Regions from separate parts of the Homo sapiens genome. Here region 2 is linked to region 1. The links are chromatin contacts, found by Hi-C or POLR2A ChIA-PET in ENCODE. All regions are on one chromosome and are shown on one strand. The core of a region is the stretch at or near the end of the contact, and the rest is flanking DNA. Distances in the headings are between cores, read along the strand shown. Region 1 holds the start of KCNS3 (potassium voltage-gated channel modifier subfamily S member 3). Region 2 overlaps LOC105373451 (a long non-coding RNA gene).

Evidence for each region. Hi-C counts contacts between places; a loop is a spot of excess contacts on that map. ChIA-PET counts read pairs that join two places held with the same protein, here RNA polymerase II (POLR2A).
Region 2: a map of endothelial cell of umbilical vein shows a loop between it and region 1 (2.2-fold over the local background). The contact joins the enhancer-like site here to the promoter of KCNS3 in region 1. A Hi-C loop is called at or near these places in 1 of 168 maps with a recorded cell type or tissue (endothelial cell of umbilical vein). POLR2A ChIA-PET finds 5 or more read pairs at or near these places in 1 of 52 experiments (PC-9).

What each region holds. Positions count from the first base shown.
Region 1 is chr2:17,874,937-17,881,951 of GRCh38, reverse strand. KCNS3 (potassium voltage-gated channel modifier subfamily S member 3) reads right to left here and starts at 3,285. Exons shown (of 3, transcript NM_002252.5): 1 at 3,146-3,285. LOC124907737 (a long non-coding RNA gene) reads left to right here and starts at 5,390. Exons shown (of 2, transcript XR_007086226.1): 1 at 5,390-6,587. RefSeq lists silencers at 3,165-3,214, 3,305-3,504, 3,515-3,674.
Region 2 is chr2:18,297,161-18,304,481 of GRCh38, reverse strand. It overlaps LOC105373451 (a long non-coding RNA gene), which reads left to right. Exons shown (of 4, transcript XR_001739301.2): 2 at 2,698-2,838. Among named protein-coding and RNA genes, the nearest start is that of RDH14, 260 kb to the left of the region's middle. Within about 2 kb of position 4,526, at least 4 of the 41 ENCODE cell types and tissues checked have a DNase peak (open chromatin) inside an H3K27ac peak, as active enhancers do; they include PC-9 and endothelial cell of umbilical vein, where a contact is called at or near this core.

The DNA of each region.
Region 1 (7,015 bases), core at 2,036-4,535:
GTTTATCTTCCTTTTTTCCTAACCAGCTGGGCAGAATTTCACCGAAAAGCAGACCATTTTGTCAAAGGCAAAAATAATATTTTGCTAACGCAGTCTTTGAGATTCCTTTTAAGGCTGAGACATGGGACCCAAAAGTCACTTGGTAACTGTAAGCCCCCTCTGTCACTGTTCAACAAATGTAGTCCGAGATCCCACTAAGCACAGGGAACAGTGTTGGAACTGTAGGAATAAATGAGGAAAACTGAATCTCACAGTGGCTCTGCAGTCAGACTGCAAGGGATAGAATCCTAGCTTCACCTTTTCCGGGCTGGGTGACCTTGTACAAGTTACTCAGTTTGTCTCTCTTTCCTCCTGTAAAATACGGTGATAATAGAACCTACCATCCTAAGATTGTCATCAGGATGAAGTGAGTTCATACATGTAAAAGCTTTTAGCTTTTAGTGCCTAGTACAGCGTAACAACAAATATTAGAGATCTAGGTCAGTGCAGCTAAACAGACCAAGACCCAGATTAGCAAAATGACATGTCAAGTCAAGGAGCCATAAAGAAATAGATATCACAGCTGGAAACTGGGTCCCCACATCCTATTCTCTTCTCTATGATGTTTCTTTGTGGGTATTTCACACAGGTGGCACTCTGGAAGATGCACTTTCCTGACACCTGATAAGCAGAGTCAATAAACACACCCACCTTCTCTGCTTCAACATACCCTGCAGAGTCGTCCTTCCTCCTAGTGAGACCTCAGGCCCACCATTTCCCACTGGCCTCCCATCTGACTCAACATGCACCTGGGGGGTTCCATCTACTGCTGGCTCCCACAGCAATACTGCAGTGAAGAAAGCAAGCATCACATCCTCATGCAGTTGTTATGGGAATTAAATGAGATAATGCCTGGAAAAGTGCCTAGCAGAGTATCTGATATATAGTATGCAGCTAATAAATGTTATCTATTAAAAAATAGAAGGAAAAGGAGGAGGAAAACCCTGTGGTGCCTACTCTCTCAAAGCTGACACACATTCCAATGGCAAATGCCAGACACAGGGCAGATTGAGATGGGTGGTAGAACAGAGGGATGCACGTCTGTGAAGAATTACAGTGAAGGGCAAAACCCACTGAAGACAGGAGGGAGCTGCAGTTCCCACTCTCCCCCTTCCTTCTTAAAAGAAGATGATGATACTCAGTTGGTGCTTTGCTGGCAAACTCAAGCTCCAGAGCTTTGGATTTTTAATATTATAATATTTCAGAACAGAACAAAGACTGCTTCTGACCTCCCAATTTGCCCTCATACACTTGACCAGCAAAACCTTAGCGTAGCTGCATTCATCAATGGCTCTATTCAGGCAATTATGGGTCAGACAAAAGATTCAATTAATACTGATCCCGCAAGTCTCCTTAGTATATTCACAACATGCTTTGGATTCAGAGTTCTATGGCACCTTCATATGACCTTCTCCGGATCCCAATATTGACAATTCCTAGTTCAGAAACGACAAACATAATATTAGAACAAGAGAAGAAGGGAAGCTGGTGAGAAAGAAAGAACAGACTAGACTGGGTGCAGAAATTATATCATCCATTTGCTGTCTGTCCCCGAGTGCATCCTGGGGCCTGGCCCATGGCGGGCTGGTTGGAAATGCATACTGAACGAGTCAATCTCCTCAAGAAGGTCACCACCCAGGTAAGAAGTGGAGCCTGCACATTACACCAAGTTCAGCTAGAGAATCAAAGCCACCTCTTCGGCTCCAGATATGCAGGGAAGACAAAGCACGAGGGCATATGCCTTCAGCTAAGAGATAGGTGCGTGCTTCCTGTTTACCTGGGCAGGTATTTGCAAATAGTCTAAGAAGGGGGGCAACTAGGAGTGACTTACACAGTTCCAAGTGAATGGTTACGCAAATCGCTTGAGTAAATACAGGGAAAGAAACAGGAAAGGCTTCTGAACTGTTTGTACTCATCTGCTCCAGTATTTTCAGAGGGTAGGGTGAAAGACAAAAAACCCGAACGAAGGCTCCGGGCCAACCACAAAGCTACTCTCCGGCAGGAACGTAAGGAACACCTACCGCCCCTCCCCCCACTTCACGCCTTGGCACCAAACCAGGGCCCCTGGGTCATTTTGGCAGGTGGAGGTAGCTCTTTGCTGTCCTCTGCCCCTGCTGCGGGCCACCCGAGTGAAGCTTTCGGCTCGGTCTCCCCAGACAAAACCGGGGGGAGACATCAAGAATGCAAAAGGTGCTCCTTTCTCCAAATGAACGAGAAGGGACAGAGCGGGGTTGGGGGTGCAGGACAAGCCCTGCAATGCGAAAGGCGCCCAGCCAGGCTCGCCGCGGCCCCTGCCGGCAAGACTGGCTCGCTTGCTAGCCAAGGTGCCTCAGGAGGTCGGGCAGCCACCCAGAAAGGCGCGAAAAAAAAAAGAGGAGTTCCTGACCCCGGGGTGACCCTTCCCCACCACTGCCACTGATCCAAACGCAGAGTCCGCAAGTGACTCCACACCTGCGCTGCAAGCCTCACGCCGTCCCCACCCAGGGCGCAGCGCTGCACGAGAGCAAGGGCCCTGGGTTCGCTCTTCCCTGCAACTGTCGCGGGGCGCCTAGCACAGCTGCAGGGCAAAGGGGAGGGGAGGAATGACAAAGAAGGCGGAGCAGACGGCCCGGGAAGCATTTACAAGCGCCAGGAAAGCGCCTCCTCTCGAGGAAGGGAAGGAACGGCTTCCCGGCCAAGGAAACGCCCCGGGGATGCCCCTACGCGAGGTGCCGCCTTTCTTCGGCTCATCGATTCTCCCGCCTCCAGGTGGTCCTCCCCCTGACCATAGCCCACCCCACTCCCCGAAAGCTGATCCTAAATACCTTCCCCGAGGCTTTCAAATCAACCCAGCCACCGCTTCAACAGCCCGCAGTTCACGCAACAGGCGGAGCCTTAGGGCTCCAGCGACGGCGGGCTCTGGGGACCAGAGGATGCGGGCGCCGCGGGCCAGACGCCCAGAAGGACGGAAAGTGCTCTGCGGCCGTAGACCCTCGGGGTCGTGCACCCGCGACCTGGACCACAGGAGACTGGGGCAGCAAAAGGTGGGGGAAGGCGCGGTAAAGTTGCAGGGTCGCCCGGAGAAGTCTCCGGAGCGCGCAGGGAGGTGGGGACGCCAGCCAGGTACCTGCAGGAGTCCGGACGCATCCAGCTAGCTCCGCTCTGCGACGCCGCCTGCCCGCGCTGCAGGGATCAGGCCTCGCGGCGCGGCCCCGCGCCTGCCGCCGCGGCGGCGAGGAGAGCGGGGTGGCCCGCGTCGGCCGGTCTGTCCGTCGGTCCCGCCCCGCTAGAGCGAGGCTCCCGGGAGCTGCGGGCGGGGCGGGGCCGGACGGGACGGGGCGGGGCCCGCCGCTCGGCCGCCGCCCCATTGGTCGCAGCTCCGCCAGCCCCTCGCTTCGGGCCCGCAGCCGGGCGCCCCGGGCCGAGGGCGCGGGCGGCTGAGGACTGCGGGGCTCCGACCGCCAGACAGGCGGACAGACCCATAGACCTAGATGCTGCCCTGCCGGCCGCGCGCCCCCGCCCAGGCCCAAGTGCAGAGTCACCCCGGAGCGGCAGGCGCTGTCCGGGTGGGACCAGGAGCGCGCCCCGCGCCTCCCACCTGCGCGCCCTCCTGGGCCGGAAGCGCCGTGGCCCTGCGGGAAAAAGATGACCTCCCCCGCGGCCCCGGCGGCTGGGGCAACCGCCTTTCTAAAGTCGCGGCCCAAGCGACACTTTGCTAATTTGCCTGGATTTCCTCAGGAAATCGCGAGGCCCAAACTTGTTTTAAAACAAAGTGCGAAGGAGAGTACATATAGCTCCAGTTCCTGCCAATGTTTGCCATCGGTCCCGCTGCCTGAAGACTCAGGCACAGTGCAGAACAAGATGCTTTGTCTTATTCCTCCACTCACCGAGTCAGAAGAGGTGCTTGGACATTTGCACCAAGCAGATGCGCCTCATATGTAGAAGAGGAACCAGTCGGGTCCCCTTTCGGAAGGACGAATGGAAGAGGAAGTCAGGGGACGATGCCTTCAGCCGACGTTGAGGAACAAACCAGGACCTCGGCGAGGACAGCGTGTGGTCCAGAAGGCATCGCTGGCCTCGCTGCACTGAGCGAGAGCGCTCAGTTAACAGCCAGGAGGAGAAATGGGACGCTTCGGGACCCACCCCCGCGCTCCCCCTCCCGCCCCCAAACTGCAGATTTTTAAGTTGTGCAGACGTGGAACAATTCCTCGGAGCCAGCTGCTCCAAGCTAAGGCGCCCAGTGTTCCCTGGGTTCCTACCCGCAGCATACGCCCTGCCAGCTGCCCCCAAGCCAGCACCCGCTGACCACTCACCTCAGGCAAGCACCTAGGAAGACGATGCAGATTCAAGCTCCAGACCTTGAGCCAAGCGCTGGGGAGGGAATGGGGGCAAAGAGATGGTGGAAAACACTTTCCTGAACTTACTGAATACCCTATGTTATGTGTGGGTTTTCTAATTGTTCTTTGCTTAATGAAAAACCCACGTTGGAAATCAGAAAAAGGCAGTAATCCTCACCGTATCTTGTGGGCTTCAAAGAGGAGGTTTTCCCCTTAAAGGGAGTTTTGGTCCAGAGGAGAGGCTAACAGCAGGCAGGAAGGGCAGAGGAAAAGATAAAGCCTAGGGTGGTCTTCCCCCTGAGGCCTGGAGCCCACCAAGCTCCAACAGTTTCATTTGGCTTCTGGGAAGCAAAGTACAGATGCATGTGTCTGCAGAGCACTGTTCTGAGCCATTTGTCCCTAATTCCATGGTTCTTTGGTTCCTCCAATCTTGTCTCCTCTCCTGTGGAAGAGGATCCAAAGCATTGGTCCACACTGCTATTTACAAGTGGCTGAAGAAGGTAACTTTCTTACATAGTTCATCTTTAGCATAAGCTCTAAGATTGTTCTAAAAATATATTTACATTTTATCAACACCTTAGAAGAATGCTTCCAGATCTCTCCCAGCAGTTACCTATTTAATCATTTTAAAATCACTAAGTTTATCCAAAAAGTCCAGCATGGTTTACTTGAGAAGGAAATATGTTCAGAATCTCTAAGCACTGCAGAAGGCACCTGCAGTGCAGAAGAGTTGGCAGTGAGGTCTTTCTCCTGGGGTCTGGGCGGAACATGTGAGCAGTCGGGAAGGCACACACAGTGGGAGCCAGTAAGGGCCCCTGTGCATCTGCAGGAGCTGAGGACAGAAGGGGTGGGCCTCCACGGTGGGCATGTAGGAGTGGGCACAGAGAAGGGCCACAGATCTGAGACAGAGACAGACAGGACTTCTTACCCTGCTGAGCCCTGCAGGGAGCCACTTCGTCTTTCAGCCCTGATTTTGTCATCTGTAAGGAAATTTCCTCTCTCCCAGGGTAATCATGTGAAGCCAATGAAATAATAAAAAGGACCACATCGGATGACCCCTGAGGCAGGTCTGCTCCCCAAAAGTTTACTCTTGAATGTTGACCAAGGTTGAGCTAGGCAAAGTGGTAAATTCACACACACGGTATGTAGCCCCTTCCCCAACCCCAGTCTCCATTACCGGGGGCATGCTGTGAACTAACTGCCTCCTTTTCCCCACACACCCACTTCCTGCCCAGTCTTTATGCCTCCCGATATGACATCCCGTTCCCTCTTAATTAACTGTGCCTATAGAGAAACATCTAGATAAACCATGCATTTAATCTGTGAGGGGTCAATCATTTAATCATCGTTGACAATAATGCTCACTCCTCTGTGGTTTCAGAGGACTCCTGGAGTGGATGGAGACACATGCCACTAATGTGGGATGCATTTCAGTCTGTCTTCCAGGCCTCGTTTGGAGGTCTCCCTCTCTTACCCACCTATCACACATCCATGTCTTCCCTTCCCTCCCCAGAGCCAAACCTGTCCCCGACTTTTTATTCTCACTAAAGTTCAAATGACAGAAATCAGCTAGATTAGTACTTGCCTTAGTCCTGAAGGAAAGGGAAGTGCTCATTAGCTTCTTAAATTGGAACAGGTCTGCAGGTGAAAATGAAGATGTGCTCATCTCTGGCAGGAAGGTTGGGAGTGAGGGGTATAGTCATAATGAGCAGCGTTTATTTGGTGTGTGCCTCTCACTTGCCACTTTCTACCCAGCTGCCTGAATATCACTCCAGTTAGTCTGAGCACATGAAACACCTGCAACTCCCCAGACCCACCATGCTTTTTCTTGACTCTCTGAATGCACAGCAGTGCCTCCTCAGCTAAGAACACAGTTCCCCATCACCAAGCTTTGCTTTGCCCAACAGACCCCTTCTCCCTTAGGATGAGATTCAGTGGATAATCACATCATAATCACGACCCTCTGGGAAGCCGCCTCTCTCATCCTGGGTTGTGTGTTGTGTGTTTCCTTTCCACACTCCCTCAGCAGCCTTTGCCTCCCACTTTCATAGAATCTACCATATGGGATTTTAACTGTTTGTCTTCCACTAGACAATAAGCTCCTTGAAGACTGAATTTCCAGGAACTTCTGTTGGATCTGCATGTTTGTGAAGTGAATTACTGAAGGCTGCCCAGTTTCATCTGATCCTAGTCAAAACCTAAATCCCTTATTTCTACGCTACCTTTTGCCAGGTAAAAATAAAACATGTAAACCATCATATCGCTGTCTTTGCTTGGCTGCCAGGAAGCTCAGAACTAAATTTACATTAAATTAAATTTAGTTCTCAATCAGCTAGAATGTTTTTATTTCAGATTATTGCTACAATGATCATGCTCTTTTCACAAAATTATTGTATGCTTACTCTAACTGCCCTGTGGTATTATTTTTATATCAAAAGTTTCTTAAGGCCGGGTGCAGTGGCTCACATCTGTAATCCTAGCACTTTGGAAGGCCAAGGCGGGTAGATTGCTTGAGTCCAGGAGTTCAAGACCAGCCTTGGCAATATGGCAAAACCCTGCCTATATAACAAATACAAAAATTATCCAGGCATGGTGGTGCATGCCTGTAGTCCCAGCTAGTTGGGAGGCTGAGGCAGGAGGATTATTTGAACCTGGGATGT
Region 2 (7,321 bases), core at 3,277-5,776, 420 kb before region 1:
CACCAAAGGGAGGCTAGAAAAATAGATTTAAGAAGAAAATTCATTTCTGGAAATGTTTTTACAATGCTTAATAGAAGTGCTACTTTGGAAAGGCCGACATCGAGGTGAATAAACTGGGATAGAAATCATAAGTGAGAAATTAGCTTTGAGGCTCAAGAGTTTCCCACTCAGTCCCTGTAGTTCTGAGAGCCCAGGTCAGAAAGTTATACAAAACACAGCCTAAGTAGATTAATAGCATCTTGGGGCCCCACTAGCACCCCTGAGATTCCCATAATGTCTCAATGAGAGATCACCTCTTCTGCAGAGATGAAGCTCATCACATCTCACTGGAGCTAATTTCAAAGTCAAGCAGCTCTGATTATTTAGAAAGGCCTTCAGTACATTAAGCAGTATCAGAATTATCTGCTCCTATTAATCACCATTCCTAGCTCCTTTGTCTAAGACTATTCAGCCATTATTTGAAGACAGCTACCATGCTTCCCTTCCCTCCTCTGCTCCCAGGCTTCTGTTCTCCAGGCCAAAACACTTCAATTTCTTATTTCCAACATGTAATTTACTTTTCACTTATTTCCCAAAAATCTAAAATTTTTAGAGAGCAAAGGCCTTGTCCTATTCATCCAGCTATCACCAAACCAGTTTCTGGCACCCAGTATACTTTCCGTAAATGATATTCAGACAAATAGCTTTGTTTCCTTTCAGTAACCAGGTCCATCTCCTGTGATTTTATTGTTCATAAAATTAGGTTCATAGACATTGTTCTGTCTGTACGTCAACTTCAAGCTTATATAAAAGGACAATAAGGCATAAATAATTCACATAAACTCCTCAAAATTAGGATGAAAGAGGCTCAAGGGTTTGGGGAAGAGAGCAGTCAATACTACCCTCAAGAGAATCAAAACAAACATTAACCTCTCAGAAAGAGTCAGGCTGGAGAGAGACACCAAGAGAACTTGGTAAGTCCTTGGTGAGAACTTGGGAGCACACTTTTGCATGTTTATATTCCTTTACCATATGTTCTCCTACAAAGCTTATAATGTAGGGCAGCAAGAAAGAACATGTGTAGAGTATCACATCTCACTCTGTAGGCTCATCTTAGTTATAAAACCTCTCATAGAGAAGAGAGGAAGTTGGAGCAGTCAATGGAAATGAAGGAGAGGCTTCCCAGGCCTGAGCATAGGGAGGCTGACTTGGACATGGAAGGAGCCCTAATACTTAGAAAAGGAAACACTAGTGTGAGTGTTCCTGACAAAAAGCTTAATAAGAAAATATATATTATAGAAAATATAGAAAATATATAGAAAAAATATAGAAAATATATATTATATCATATTATAGTTTCATGTTTCATGGACATGTAATTGGGATCATAGGGCTTGTTTTAGATCAGTTTAATATAGCCAATAGTCTTGGCCTTCCAGAAGGATCGATGGAGGCTGGTGGCCAAAAACTCCAGGCCATATTATTGGCCTCCCTCTTAGCTGACCCTGCTTTTGAACAGGACTGTTCTGTCCCTCAACCTTCCCTGTCTATCAGCAAATGATAAAGAGAATTTTCTGTGCCAGGAACAATGTCATGGAGGCCTAAAAGATGAAATCCCCTGTGCTTAATGTTCCTCCCAAGGTAAGGCCTGGAGCTCCAAAGGGCATTGACCTGTTCTTGGTTTTTCACCCTATATAGGTGACAAGTACCTTAAAAGTAGGCAACGACATTTATTCTACTCTTATGCCGTTCTGAAAACCTAGAATACCAATTAGCACTCAGCTTCTGACTCACACTTTTTAAGATTTTGTAGTTGGTTAAAGTAAAATGACAGTAACTGAAGCACACAACACATTATAAACATTGGTCATAATTACATCTACATACTGAATTATCTATACAATTAAATAAATTATATAGCACTGATACTTGTTCATGAGGAACCTAGAATACTTGCTTACACATATTAGTGGTACATATTTATTTGTTAAAATCATCAGAATCCATTTTGTGCACATAACACTACTAAGAAATAGGAAGGAGTAAGAAAAATAACAGTCTTACCTTAATAAATTTATTACATATATTATCACAAAAGTGATGCAACCAAGGCTGCTACAAAGCAGATTGTTTTATTTTATACATTCTTTAAATGTATAAGTATGTTTCTGAATAAGTCTATTTAGAAATAAAAATATATATTTCAAAGATTCTGGAAAACCAGTGATATGCAAGATATCACCTATTCATTCTAGATCAAACATTAACCAGAGTCTATAATCAATGTAAGGAAACAAAATATTTTGCATATTTCTAGACTGGCAATAACTTGATTTTTAAAGTTTTTATTCATGACGTGGTTATATGCAAGAGCTGGTGGTTAGAAGACAATTAATGTCTTGATAAATATACTTGCCATCCATTCTAGATCAAAGTCATGAACATCTGGATAAAGCTTCACTTGGTCTGAAAATGAATCAGATAATGTTAAAGTATCCAAAATATTGACTTAATCACATCTGTTATTTTATGAGGATGGACAGGAAAGAAATTTAATGCTGATACTAGCATAATAATTTGGGGATTTTTTAAAATACGAAAAGATGAGTTGTCAGAATAGAGACTACAATGGCTGGAGCCCTCTCTAAGAAGATATTATAAACATAGCTTTCTTAAAGATCCCAACCTAACAAAAATTTTATGTATCTACATTTCTAGAAGATACAGAATGCCAAATATTCCAATGTAAGGATGGTCCTGAGAAAAAAGATCCTTGGAAGTCTTTAGAGTGGTAATCATATGCCAATGTCCCTGCTGAGAGATGGTATAACCTCATGTTGAACAGCTGCTGTTAGAGTGGTAAGAACATAATTCCCTAATGGCTTATCATCTACCTTGTGGGTTTTTCTGGAAGTAAACCAAGGCATCAAACTGAAACTCAGGAGACTGAGAATGTAACTAAATAGTTATAGGTCACTAATGTGAAGTCAAACATGGACACCGGAGATGGGCTGTAATTGATCTCAAGGATCTATGTCACATGAACCAGTTTTTCCTTTCAAGTCCAAGGTACTATGGTGGGAAAGAACCATGACGAGGTCTGGGAATCAAGCATCCTTTATTTTTATCTTGGCTCTGATACTAAGCAGCCTTTTGATATTGGCAAATCAATTCATTTTATTGAGTTTGTCTTCCAAAAATATGGAGAATCTCCTTACTTGAATCACTGTTTTTGTGAAGCTCCAGCAACACTGTGGGTGAAAGTGTTGTGCCCCTGTGAGACAGCATTGTATAACAGGGAAAGATGACATGGTCCTGATTCTAAATAAGGACAACGACTTTCCATATTTATGAATCAATCAGAGACACCCATACATGAAGGCAGAAAAATAGATGAGAAGCTCAGATGCAATATTCCTGCAGAAAAAAATGCTGCAGCATTGTGAGGTTTCAACACGCAGATTCTAGAGCTGGTATTTTGGTTGCTGTTATTCAACCTACAAAGGATTTATTTCCCTTTACTGAATTCACAGGTTAGGCCATATAAGTCAGATCTGCTTCTCTTGAGATGAAGATGCTGGCCCCGATCTGTCTGTTTACATAATGCCTTATGTGTTGTTTCCCCTAACATAACCTCACATGCAATGATTTGCCACAGAACAAAGTGTGCAGTATGCAGAGCAAGGATGGTTTTTTCTAGTCCACACAGGAGAACAATAAAATCCAATTAATTTAAATCAATTAAAGCGAAATATCTTAGTATCTTCTAGGTACCTCACACTGCTGAGTGTTATTGGACATAAAAGATGCACAACAATGCCTGTTGACCACAGTCTATCTGAAAAGGCAAGAAGCTAAATGTGCTGTATAGTAAGCAACTTACTCTGCAAGTTAAGCTGCACTCTCTGTGCAACGTTTAACAAGGTATCTTTCCTGACTAAGTCGTACAAACAGAAACAACAGGAAAGATGTCTGTTAAAAGTTGCACACGGAATCGATGATGAGTTAGGATAAGGACCAATATCTCCTAACCATCAGGCTAGTGTTCTTGTCACTACTTCACACAGAGTTCATGTTCAGTATACCTTTAACAGATGGCTCTGCAGCTTTTTTTTTTTCTACATTCAGAAGAGATCTTCTTTTACAACAGAAAAGACCTATTGTAGTTCATAAAATTGGATAATCCAAAACGTGTTTATCAATAGTACTAGAAACATGCAAAATTCAGTCTGTTTTTATTTAAATCAGTAATCCATGTATTACCAGCTACCAACAAGGCTATGTCTGAGGCTTTAAAGGATGAGTAGAATTTTCTACAGGAAAAAAAAATTAGGGAAAAGCATATTGAGAAAGTGTGGGGATACATTTGCAGATCAGATTTACACTGCTATTAAATGCAAAAGTGAGTGCTTTGGCTGCTGTTCATTCGTAAGTGTGTGCACAAGCCTAGACAGGGCGACGTACAGGCTTCATGAAATATGCATAAGCCATCGCCTAATTTCCTTACAACGATTATGCAACTATTTCAAAGGTATTGTTCAGGCGTTCTAACAGCGTTTATTCCTACAAAGCCTGTATTTGTTTCATGAGCTTTTATGCGTAATTATTTTGATGGACTTACCCTAGAGTTAGTTCCCTTTATATTATTTTACTATTGTACTCATTTTTCATTCACCCCACAACAACACTGTCCTCATTTAATCTTTGTGAATTCAGAAAGTTTAGGTTGAATTATTTTCCCTTTCCTTTAGAAAAGTAGTCTTACAGATAAGACACTCCTTGAGTAACACCAAAGGCATCTCAGCCACCAGCATTCCAGAAATTTCTGCAGGCTGATTACACATTGACAGAAGCAGACAGACTTCCTCTTGTCCTGGCTCATAACTGTTTGACCTCAGGAGATAACCTAAACTGGGTCAGGCTCATTTTGAGAAAATAAAGATTCAATGTTTCAATGTGTAGGCTGGACATGGTGACTCAAGCCTGTAATCCCAGAACTTTGGGAGGCCAATGTGGGAAGACGGCTTAAGGCCAGGAGTTTGAGATCAGCCTGGGCAACATAAAAAGACCCTATCTTTCCAAAATATTTTGAAAAAATTAGCTGAATGTGATGGTGTGCACCTGTACTCCTGGCTACTTGGGAAGCTGAGGCAGAAGGACCACTTTAGCCCCAGAGTTTCAGACTGCAGTGGGCAATGATCATTCCACTGCACTCCAGCCTGGGTGACAGAGTAAAACCCTGTCTTCAAAAAAAGAAAAAAAGATTCAATGTACGTATAAATATAATTTTTATTACAAGGCAAAGTGTTTTTAAACAACCAAATATAGCTGGTAATAAGTTACTTTCTCAGTAATGTCTTTCCTCCATTCTCTATAAAAGTGCACATTTCTCCTTTTTCAATTTGGTTAAACTGCATGCTTATTTTTGCCTATGCAGATACAACCTTTCCTCTTTTTTTGTTTATTTTATCTTCTATGAGTAGAAAGGCAATGAGATTTGAAATCATAAGTGGGACTGAATACTAATAATGTGACCATGAAAAAGTTATTTTAAGCCTTCACTTCCTCACTCGTAAACATATAATCGACAGCTTGTAAAAGTATTATGTGTGTGTTCACTTGTATATATACACACATATATATACACACATATATCATATATGTATGAACAAAATATTTACCACACATTTTGGGGGGAGGATGGAATGAGATAGTACAGTGGGTTGCTTAATATACGTTAGTCTTTCTCCTTCTCAACTCTGAAACTTAGACTGATCAATTGGACATATTATATAATATCTCTGCAGATAATCTTTTTGTTGTTGCTGCTATTTAGTACCAAATCAACATCCATGTTACCATGGATGAAAATCACTGTCATTGGTCCTGAAATATTATCATCAAAGTCATGACTTGTAGAATTATGTCCAAAGAGAGAATAAAAAAGGTCAAGATGATTAAGTAAATATATGTAAAGATTTTCTCATAGACCCAACCAACAACTTTGTAGCTATATTAAACTAAAGTCAATATAACATGATCCCACATTAATAGAAGTATAGCATTACTCAAATTGTTATGAAGATAAAGAACTTACTACTCTCCACAGCAGCCTGTTACATTGTTGAATATCTATTATTATTATTACAAAAATATTTATGTTCACTGAGTCCTATAACATTACTGTAAACCTGTGCTATGCCTTCTGGGGGCACATTAGCTCAATTCATGCTTCACAGGTTCATCTAGATATGATAGCTTTGGCAAAATGTATTAATAAGATTATTCATAAGAACATAAGCAAAGCAGATGCAGAAAGATTAAAAATAACATTATGACTACGAAGCATTTTAAAAGGGCTACATAATTTTACCACATGTATTACAGAGCAAAAGAAAAAGAGAGTGAGAGATGGAGAAGGCAAAATAGGAGAATTTAATAAGATACCTGTAATGTATCAAAACCGATTTCAGATGTCAACTCTTTAGTCCAATCTTCTCACAATATTTCAGAGTCCATCACTCTCTCCTCTGATTTCATCTGGAATTTTCTAGTTTTTCCTGCTATAGGCTTATTGCCTAGTGTACTAATAAGCTGTTTTCTATTTCTTTCATCTCACTGGACTGTGCCAGGCTCCAGGACAGAGACAGGTTCTTATTTTTCCCTTTTTAGGAACTCACTCTTGATTGAATGAGTAAATTCGACATCCAGGGAGGAAACTATCAGTACAGGGAGGGAGGTGCTTCTGCATAATCATATGTATTCCACATGCTGGATGTGTTGGGCGGGGTTACATCTAAAGAGGGAGAATGCATGCATGCCTTCTCTGGCCCTTTTGATTTTGATATGCTCAGGAAGAGGATACTATTATAATCACCAAGCGTTTCTATTCGAATTCCTCAATAAATACTACGACAATTTTATTTTATGAAATGGAAAGGATGTACATTTAAGCAAGAAATTGTATTGCAGAAAGATCAGGACCCAGGAAATATACATTTTTCTCTTCTCTGGATTTAGCTACATTTGCCTGTTTAACACTATAATTTCTCTGTGGTAGTAGAATACACTCTTCAGTTTTTCTATTATTCTTTCTAGGTTAACAGTATCAGTACTGAAATAATTTCTCGTTAACAGATACCTTGGTTATATATATTTTCTCCTCTTTGAATATTTGTCTAAAAATCTCTGTGTTTGCAAGAAGTCTCTGCTTAGTTTTTTACTTTTGACACACTGAAGTGTGTATGTGTATATATTACGTGTGTACATATAAACCCACAAATATATCAGTTATTATATAATACACATCCATTATATATCAAATATATTATGTGTATATATG